Regions from separate parts of the Mus musculus genome. Here region 2 is linked to region 1. The links are chromatin contacts, found by Hi-C or POLR2A ChIA-PET in ENCODE. All regions are on one chromosome and are shown on one strand. The core of a region is the stretch at or near the end of the contact, and the rest is flanking DNA. Distances in the headings are between cores, read along the strand shown.

Region 1 (4,753 bases), core at 773-3,272:
GCTAAACTATATAAATACACGTGTCCTTTACAGAATCCAGTTTTAAACACCTGCCCTAGGAGGGTCTGGGGAGTGAGGAAGTGTTTGGAGGAATGACAAGTAGAGGCAGCCCTTGGCTATTGGCTCTATGTAGATGTATATGGTGGGTGCCTGGTCAGGACTGGCTCGCTAAGTAGAGCCCCCAGCCCCTTTCCTGGGGTGCTTGGTTCTTCAACCACACAGTTTCTTCTGGTCTGCAGCATGTCCAGGCTTGCCTTAGTAAACATCTATCTGACAACCCAGCATTGTTAGAATGAATGCTACACCGAGCAGAGGAGCTTACCTGCCTGTCTCCAGGAGCCCAGAAAGCCATGTCCCTGGACGATGACCTGCAGCTCCCAGGTTTGTGTGGGGTGCAGCTCCAAACCCTCAAAAATACCTGCTGGGTGAAGTTAGGAGTAAGTTGAGTCTGTCTTTCCTGATGGAGTGTGTACCCATCATTTCCAATGTATTTCTGCCAGTGTGAGACAAAATTCGCCCTACTTGGTCCCAATTTTTGATTATACACTGTTCCTCCATCTTCACTATGGGCAGTTGGACTTACAAGACAATGGTTGCTACTGGCAACAGGTTTTGATTTTGCCTTTGATTTGACTAAGAACACATTTCCTTGAACTTTCGCTGTCACCTAACTTGCAGTGTAAGAGTATTTAAGATCCTGTGTATGTGGAAGTCAGCCTTACCCGAGAGCTCTGGCTGCTGCCTACCTATTACAGCCTCGCAGTGAACACTGTGCTGATGCCTCAGGCAGCGGGTTGCTGCTGAGATTCCTAAGCCATTGCTACATTTCTGACCTTATCCACAAGGGTAGAAGAGTGACAGTAGCATGTGTGCCCCAGCTTAAATTCTTAGGTACGATCTAAGACTCCAACCCAACCCTGTAGTTTCCCATTATGGTCGAGCTGTCAGGCTCTGTTGGTAGTTTGGGTGTCTCCCTTTCCTCTTGGGTTACTTATCCCTTGTGGGGTAGAACTGTAAAGTCTGTGAGGTCTGACCACAGCTGTGCCCACAAGGATGTATAGCGAACAGTGCCACAAATAATAAACAGGCGTGACTACATTCCCAAGTGCCCTGGGTTCCCACAGTAACAGACCCACCTGGAGAAGCTGGAAGCCAGGCCATGGTAGGGGTGCTGAGAGCTCTGGCTCTGAGTCAGCTCTACCCTGAGGACATGAAAGACAGAATCCAGGAAAGGAGCCTGGTGCCTCGGGACCCCCTAACAGGTTAGGTAGGACCTCAAAGGATCAGTCAGGGGGCTGGCGAGATGGCTCAGTGGTTAAGCACGCCGACTGCTCTTCCGAAGGTCCCAAGTTCAAATCCCAGCAACCACATGGTGGCTCACAACCATCTGTAATGAGATCTGATGCTGTCTTCTGGAGTGTCTGAAGACAGCAACAGTGTACTTACATATAATAAATAAATAAATCTTAAAAAAAAAAAAAAGGATCAGTCAGGTTCCTCCCTGCATATGCCTCTCCAGTGAGGCCTCAGAAGCCTCGTGGAGCCGGGCAGGAGCTTTGGGAATGTCAGCTCCCACAAGTTGGTCCTGGGCCCACACTGCCTTTCTTGCCCCTGTCTGCATCTTTCAAGTGCCCAGAAAGTCAAAGGGTCCCCTTCTGAAATTTCAGGCTCATAAGTCACTTCCCCTCCAAAAGTCATCTTCCTCCAGCTAGACTCCACCCAGTTAGCACTCCCAAAGCTCTGCCATGGGAGGCAATCCCACAATCTCCCCACCAGGACTGGGAGCTTGTAGAACTGCAGAGTTGCTCAAATTGGTCTGTTTACCATCTCCATCTCCCATGAATTTTGTCCAAAATCATGGGAGATCAATAGGAGCTACCTAGAAGTTACTTCGGAGGGGCCTCTGTAACTCCAGACTGCCCTGGAGGCTGGTTGCTGCCAACTGGGTGTTGGTATAGAGGTGTGTACTTCTTGCCCCGCCTTGCTCCGCCCCGCGGTCCAGTGATTGGCCAGTTCCGATCAGTGGGAAGGGCACTCAGAAAGAAGTACCAGGCCAGTGATGAAGAGAGTACTTTGTGGAACCTCTAGGGTTAGTGTGCTCCAGATCCCATCATGCTTGGCCTCTGGCTGCTCAGCGTCTTATGGACACCAGGTGAGTGATGACTACTTGATTTCAAGGAGCCTATTCATTGCTTGGTGGTGTGCCTAGTGGCCATGTACCATGATCAGCTCACCTTGCCTCCCTGGAGTTGGTCTGGTCCCTGGGTATGGAGAAAGTAGGTAGGAACAGAAAAAGTCAGAATTGAGATTTTTTTTTTTTTTCAAAAGTGAAATGTGAGAGAAATTGTTTCCTGGGATTTTTCTTTTTTCATTGAGCTAGTTACAGGAACAGTAGTGACATCACTAGGCGTGGCACTTACAGGACAGCTTCCCTTGCTGCTGTAGGAGTCCCAGGCAGCAAGGTTCACCTTTGGGATCCTGGGGGATGCATAACTCTAGCTAGGCGGGGACAGAAGCTAGAGGCACGATGGTCCCAGTTCTCTAGCAGCATGGGATCCTGCCTCCCACTGGGAGGCTTGGTTTTCCTGTCCTGGGAGGACCCTGGCTGGAGTGGTCTCTTCTCTTACCTCTCAACCCTGGGGTTAAGTGGCTGTGCCCCTTGCCTATGCAAGAGATCAGCAGGTGGTCTCTAAAACTGGACCTGCCTACAGATAGGTGCTCTCTAAACCAGTCCCCCATCAGTTGTTGAGCAGGAAGTTTTCCGGTGGGAGAGAAAAGCCTGAGGGAGGGTGTGTGTTCATCAGTTAGCTACGATCATGTAGCTAAGGTCAACTCTAGATGTCTGGCAGGCAGACCATAGGGCCTACATGTGTTCTGCCTGTGTAGGTTCAAACAGGCACTGGGGAAGGGTGGGGTGAGTGGATGAGGTTCTTCTGGGGGCACTGTGCCCAGGTGTGCTGGGCTCAGACAGCTTGACTCTGGTGTGATGGAGCTGGTGGTTTAGGCACAAAGCTCTTATCTGGGCCATGGGGTCAGATCCCATTGCTGGCACTGAGCCTTGTGGTGAATACCCAGATAAAAGAGCTAACTCTGGCTAGACACTGCTGGACCTCTGACCCCCCTTTCTCCTGAAGCAGTAGCCCCTGGACCTCCTTTGCCCCATGTGAAACAGTATGAAGTGGTTTGGCCTCGGCGCCTAGCTGCATCCCGCTCCCGCAGAGCCCTGCCCTCCCACTGGGTAAGTCTACCCATTAGCCTGGCCACACAACCTGTGTCTTTAAAAGGACCGGCAGTCTCTGGAGGCTGCCCTGCGCAGCTCCAGAACTTCAACCTGTCTGTGCTTCTGGGCATGGCGATGGTCCTCCTGTGTTTACCACTTCCTCCTGCCTTCTGCTGCCCCGCCCCCAGAAAACAGGGTCCTAGGGCCCCCAAGGTAGCACTAGAGCCCACTCACTTCCTTGCTCCTTTTGAGACCATTGGCCCAGCCTGGAGAGGCCTCTCACCCAGGAAAGGTACAGCAGTTTGTGCTGCCCTGGGCCACTCCCCAGTTTCAGTTGGCAGTGGTTTGTTAGATTAGCCAGCAGCTGCTCACCCTAAAGCTATGTGTATGCATCAAGAACCTCTCAGCTTGGGATTTCCTGGAACTGGGAACTGAGAACAGCCTCTAGACCTCCAGGAAGATTCCTGGCCCTGTCCTTGTTTGGATCTTCAGGAAACATCTCTGCCTGGGCTTTCCTCTTTCCTGGTGTATGCTGTCCCTAAGGCGAGCTGGTTGTACACATGGTGTAGGAGTAAAAGGTCACAGAGTATGGAGCACACACCTGCTCTGAATCTCTGGCTGGACACCTTAGCCAGCTGAGGAATTGTGGTGCTGAGGAGTCTGTGTACCTTGCCTACTCCCATGTTGCCCAGATTTAGTGGCTGCCACTCCTATCCTGTTTACTCTTATCATCCTCACCATCACCTTCACCTTCACCATCACCATCACCTTCACCGTCATCATCACCATCATCCTTGGGAATAGATTGAGGAAATGGCTCAAGGAGCCATCAAACTCTTTTTTTTTTTTTTTTTTTTTTTTCTGCTTCACCTGGGAGAGTTGCTTTCCCTGTCAGCCTGCTCCCAGCCATCTACTTCCCTCCCTGAAACTAACGAATCCTCAGGGTCTAGGGGGTCTCTGCTTGGGGCTTTCTGCTATGCAAATCCCTGGCCTTAAGCTGAGAATCCCCATCCAGGGCCAGTACCCAGAGAGTCTGAGCTATGCTCTTGGGACCAGCGGGCACGTTTTCACCCTGCACCTTCGAAAGAACAGGTAAGCCGATTCTGGTCCTTGGGTAGATCTCTGAGTCCAGTGGGAAGTGTAGGCTCCTGTGTGCCAGAATCCTGGCCCAGGCATCTTATGGTGGCTGCTCCGTGTGAGGCAGAATCAGGGAACGTCAATGGTTGTCTTCCAGGGACCTGCTGGGCTCAAGCTACACAGAGACCTACTCAGCTGCCAATGGCTCTGAGGTGACAGAGCAACTGCAGGAGCAGGTATGGTGCCTGGCCAGCCTTCCCTGGGCCAGCGGAATCAAGGTGGCAAGGCTCATGACCCTCTCTCGCTTCCTTAGGACCATTGCCTCTACCAAGGCCATGTGGAAGGGTACGAGGGCTCAGCTGCCAGTATTAGCACCTGTGCTGGCCTCAGGTATGTACTGTAGACCCAGGCAGGAAGCCCCATTTTAAAGAAGGGTAAACTGAGGCAGTGAAAAGG
Region 2 (4,753 bases), core at 1,205-3,704, 150 kb before region 1:
GACTGTCACCTAACTTCTCAAGCAGATGGTGAAAAGAATAAAACCAAAGTTCGAAGAGAAGCCATTGTTTGGATCCCAAGGAATTTAAATTGAAAGTGAAATGGCCCGAACATTTAAGAAATGGTGACTCCTGTGAAATCCCACCCAGATAACCTCAAACACCACCCATCCTCACTGGAGATGCTGCTGCCCACAGCTATCCTCAGCTATCCCAGTCTGATGTGGGACTCCACCATGTGACATAGGCAGAATGGGGCTTCTGCCCCTTCAGCCCTCCCAGTAGGATCTGGTACAAGGATCCTAAGGCCTCTGCCTGTCCCATCTGGCACCCAGTTAAGCTGCTACCTCCATCTAGATAGTCCCTCTTTCACAGCTGACCAATCCATTCACAAACCCAAGTCTCCAGGCTCCTGTCCTAAGATGCTACAGAAACCGCTACCCAGCACAGACCTCCTGCCACATCCTAGATTCAGTTAAGTGTTCCAGAGACTGAAGGAGGACAGTTCTCTCATCATACATGCTGAAAATAACAAAGTTTTACTTTTTAAATAATCAAATATTGGGAGGAATGGTGGACACAACTTTACTCCTTGCACACAGATCTATGTGAGTTCCAGGTCATCCTGGTCTACATAGTGAGCTTCAGGCCAGTCAAGACTACAGTGTTAGACCCTATGTCAATAGTGGTGGTTGGCGGTGGTGGTGGTGGTGGTGGTGGTCACATCTGGCAGCAGGTGATATTAGATGAGTAGACATGTATAGCCTAAAACAAATACACCAGATGTATTATTGCTAAAGTTCCTGAAGTTCTCTGAAGGCTGAAATAGTTCCTATTCTCCATGACTATTTCCAGAGACTACCACCAGTGGCAGCAGGTCCCCACGCCCACCACCAGCTGCTGTTCCAGGGGCCTGGTGGTCTGGCATCCCCACGCTCTTCTAAGGCTAAGTAAGCAGGATGAAAAACTCACATGCCAACAGAAACCAAACACAGCTTAAATGCAACAAACAGTCTGAGAAGCACCTGCCAGTAGACATGATTGTAACTTGCCAATTCTTCAATTAAGGACAAGAGGAAAGGACAGGTTAGTAGGATCATTTCATCTCCGGTTTCATAATTTACCCCTAAAAATATCAAAGTAAACAAGAGGCTGAGACAAATAAGATATCAGATGGGCCGGGCGTAGTGGCACACGCCTTTAATCCCAGCACTTGGGAGGCAGAGGCAGGCGGATTTCTGAGTTCAAGGTCAGCCTGGTCTACAGAGTGAGTTCCAGGACAGCCAGGGCTATAAAGAGAAACCCTGTCTGGGGGGGGGGGGGGGGGAGAGATATCAGATGGGAGCCTAAAAATAAAAACACCAGCCTAGACCCCACGAGGGAGATTCTGATCTAAAAGGGCCCTAGCTATTGATGTAAAAGCCTCCCGGGAACTCTAATGTGTAATGAGAATTGGAAAACACTGCTTTATGTCCCAGTAATTACAAAAGAAGCTGTCGCAGCTGTAGACATAATGATGGACCAGAGGCAGAGCAGACTAAACTGTCTGAAGGAGATGGAGAGGAACCAGGAAAGCATCCTGCTGCTGCCTTTACAGTCGAGCAGAGGTGCTCCCCTCTACAGCGTAAAAGGATATCCTGGCGTCATGAACCTCGATAACACAATCCACCGACTTCAGACTGCTCTGCATCTTCTTTAGTCCTAGAAAATAGAGGGGCACTAAGGAAACAGCCAAAGGGGGCAAGTTTAAGTTCTCCTAGGGGAATACATCTGAGAACCATCAGTGCACACAGGGTTAAAGGAGGCAGCATTCTGAGCCACGTTCCACGGTGCCCCGATGGTTCTGGAAGGTACATTTCACACAAGATGGTCTTAATCAGGAAGTTCCTGATACTGTGCGGACTTAATACCCTCACTGCACAGAAACACTGAGGCTCCGCACCGCAACTGCCACCTGTCCACTCACACTCCCGGCGCCTTTTCTGCCACACACTATAATCTCGCATGGCTGCGGCAGCCAAGACCACAGCAAACAGCAGCCTAGGACCGCACTACGTCTACAGCTGCCTGGGGCCAAGTTGTGACCTATAAACTCAGACATCAGCTTGCATGTGACTTAAAGGGACCACTCAGTGCGTCTCAAAAGTATCAAGCACAAAACAGCTCTCCAACCCGATGCCAGGAAGGCGAACCAAGGAACCGCCAGGACCGGCGCCCGTGCCGCCTGCAGCCCATGCTGGCCTCACCCTTGGCCATGTGGCCGGGGAACCAGCGTGCTACATCGTGACCTTGCAGAGGGAAGCACTCGCGCCAAGCGCCCCGGACGGCACCCCATGCCTGCGGCCACAGCCTCATGTCACTGGTGTCGGAAGAGTTCGCAGTCGGACCGCCTCCGCCAGGGCCTGGATCTGCTCACAGGGTTCCGGCGCGCCTGGGTTCCGTGCGCGACTGCGCATGCGCCTGACTCGAGCACTCTGGGATAAGCAGGGGCACGGGGTTGGCCCGGTAGTGCTCCATTCTCAGGATTCCTGAGCTTATGTGAGGTTCTTTTCAGGGATTTGAAGATAGTCTCCTTTTTTTTCTTTTGGAAAGACGATATATATATATAAAATATTATATTTGCTCTTATGTTGTGGTTGCGCACACTTTTTATCCCCAGCACCAGAGGCAGAGGCCAGTAAGTGGCTCTCAGTGTGCTTGAGACCAGCCTGGTGGATTCCAGAGCCAGTGCTACATGGTAAGACAGAGAAAAACAACAACAAAAAGACTCAATTTCATTTATTTATATTTTTTCTCATTTTTAATAGGTATTTTCCTCATTTACATTTCCAATGCTATCCCAAAAGTTCCCCATACCCACCTTCCCACTCCCCTTTTTTTGCCCTGGCGTTCCCCTGTACTGGGGCATATAAAGTTTGCAAGTCTAATGGGCCTCTCTTTCCAGTGATGGCCTACTGGGCCATCTTTTGATACATATGCAGCTAGAGACAAGAGCTCCGGGGTACTAGTTAGTTCATATTGTTGTTCCACCTATAGGGTTGCAGTTCCCTTTAGTTCCTTGGGTGCTTTCTCTAGCTCCTCCATTGGGGGCCCTTTATATTTTTATTTGAAGTGTCTGTGTATGCCATGTGTTAGCGGATACGCCCAGAAGCCAGTGGATCCTCTGGACCTGGAATTACAGGGGCTTTTGAGTTGTTTGACTGGGTGCTGAGAATTGAACTTCAGTCCTGTGCAATAGCAGCAATCATTCTTAACCTCCAAGCCATCTCTCCAGTCCCAATCTGGAGATTTTTCACTATATTCCAAATCTTTCAGGTTTGAGGATATATAGCATGGAGGATAACAAGCTGGCCTGGCCTAGCATGCCCAAGATTCTAGGGTTTCATAGGGAAGCCAGAAGAAATTGGGCTGCTGGCAATGAAGATGTGGCTTCTCCATGGTGGGAAATTGGCCTAGAAATTTAAACTTAAAATCTAGGCACATTTTTCTTCCTTTTGAGACAATATCTCACTTTGTAGCCTACGCTACCAAAACTCAGGCAGGTGTGACAGCACACACCAGTAATCCTAGCATATGAGAGATTTGAGGCAAGAGGGTCAGGAACTCAGGGTCAGCCTGAGCTTCATGAGGCAGTCTAAAAAAAGTCGTCTTTCTCCCTCGTATACTCATATAAATCAATGTAAGGAAATTGAGTTGTCCCCTATCAGTTCCCGGGCCTGCCTTAGAACTTTCAAGTGTTACACACACACACACACACACACACACACACACACACCTGTAATGCCTCCATTTTCAAGTGTGACATTTTAATGTAACTGTTATAAATACCGACTACATTCCCATTAATACAATGAGAGTGAAGTGGGCTTCATAGTTGTAAGACTAAATGCAAATCCAGCTGCTCCTGGTAGAACAGGCCTGTGATACCAGCTAAGGATGATAGAGGCCAGGGGAAGCCAGGCATTAGAAACTACCCTAAGAGAGACACTATCTCAAATAAAAGGGGTTGACATGTAACTCAATGTTATAATGGTTGCCTTGAATGCAGGAAGCCTTGGGTTTGATACCCAGTACTACTATCACCCCCAGGCCTCCAGACAGGCACATACTATAAGCCCAGCCCTTGTGAGACTGAGGCAGAATAGAAATTTCAAAGCCAGCCTGGGTCAGAGTGAGATGTTGTCTCAAAAGGAAAATGGGGGAGTCCAGTGAGGGGATGTGCCCAGATTGTAAGTTTAAAGTCCTAGGTCTGTCAAGGCAGTCTCCATCATGGAAGAGCCCCAACCCATCCCTAGCAGCTCAGATCCTCCTGGCAAGCCTGTCCCCCGTCCCGCAAAGTCACTCCTCTGAAAACTGAAATGTGTCCCTGAGTGTCAACAACAAAGACTTTTGCCCTTGAAAGATCTGTGCTTTCTCAGTCCTCAAGCTGTAGACTACAGTAAAAACCTGTTAGAGTACTGGCTTTCTTCCATGGTGTTGCAAGGGCAGCCTGGTGACATTAAAGCAGGAAGTGTCCTTATGATATAACATGCTTCATGACAAACTGCTGGGATGGGGGCTAGGGCAAGCCTTAAAGACCTGAAGGATGAGTAGCCAAGCAGAGAGCTGGACTGGACTGGACAGAAGCAAGCCTAGAGCTGTTTCAAAAGTGTAAACATAACAAATACAAGCAGGAGGGCTTGCCCTCAGCCATGCCAAACCTGGGGCTAGTGACAGTACCATGCTGTGCAAGGATGGGACAAGCTGGGACAAGCG

What was found. A loop is a pair of places that touch in the nucleus more often than their neighbours do. ChIA-PET counts read pairs that join two places held with the same protein, here RNA polymerase II (POLR2A).
Region 2: a loop to region 1 is called in a map of CH12.LX, with 2.3 times the contacts of the local background. The contact joins the promoter of Mtg1 here to the promoter of Adam8 in region 1. A Hi-C loop is called at or near these places in 1 of 37 maps with a recorded cell type or tissue (CH12.LX). POLR2A ChIA-PET finds 5 or more read pairs at or near these places in 1 of 5 experiments (Patski).

The regions. Positions count from the first base shown.
Region 1 is chr7:139,989,831-139,994,583 of GRCm38, reverse strand. Adam8 (a disintegrin and metallopeptidase domain 8) reads left to right here and starts at 2,022. Exons shown (of 24, transcript NM_001291066.2): 1 at 2,022-2,152; 2 at 3,138-3,238; 3 at 4,236-4,312; 4 at 4,455-4,533; 5 at 4,611-4,687. The coding sequence starts at 2,113.
Region 2 is chr7:140,135,265-140,140,017 of GRCm38, reverse strand. Mtg1 (mitochondrial ribosome-associated GTPase 1) reads right to left here and starts at 2,454. Exons shown (of 11, transcript NM_199301.2): 1 at 2,245-2,454; 2 at 1,635-1,699. The coding sequence starts at 2,353.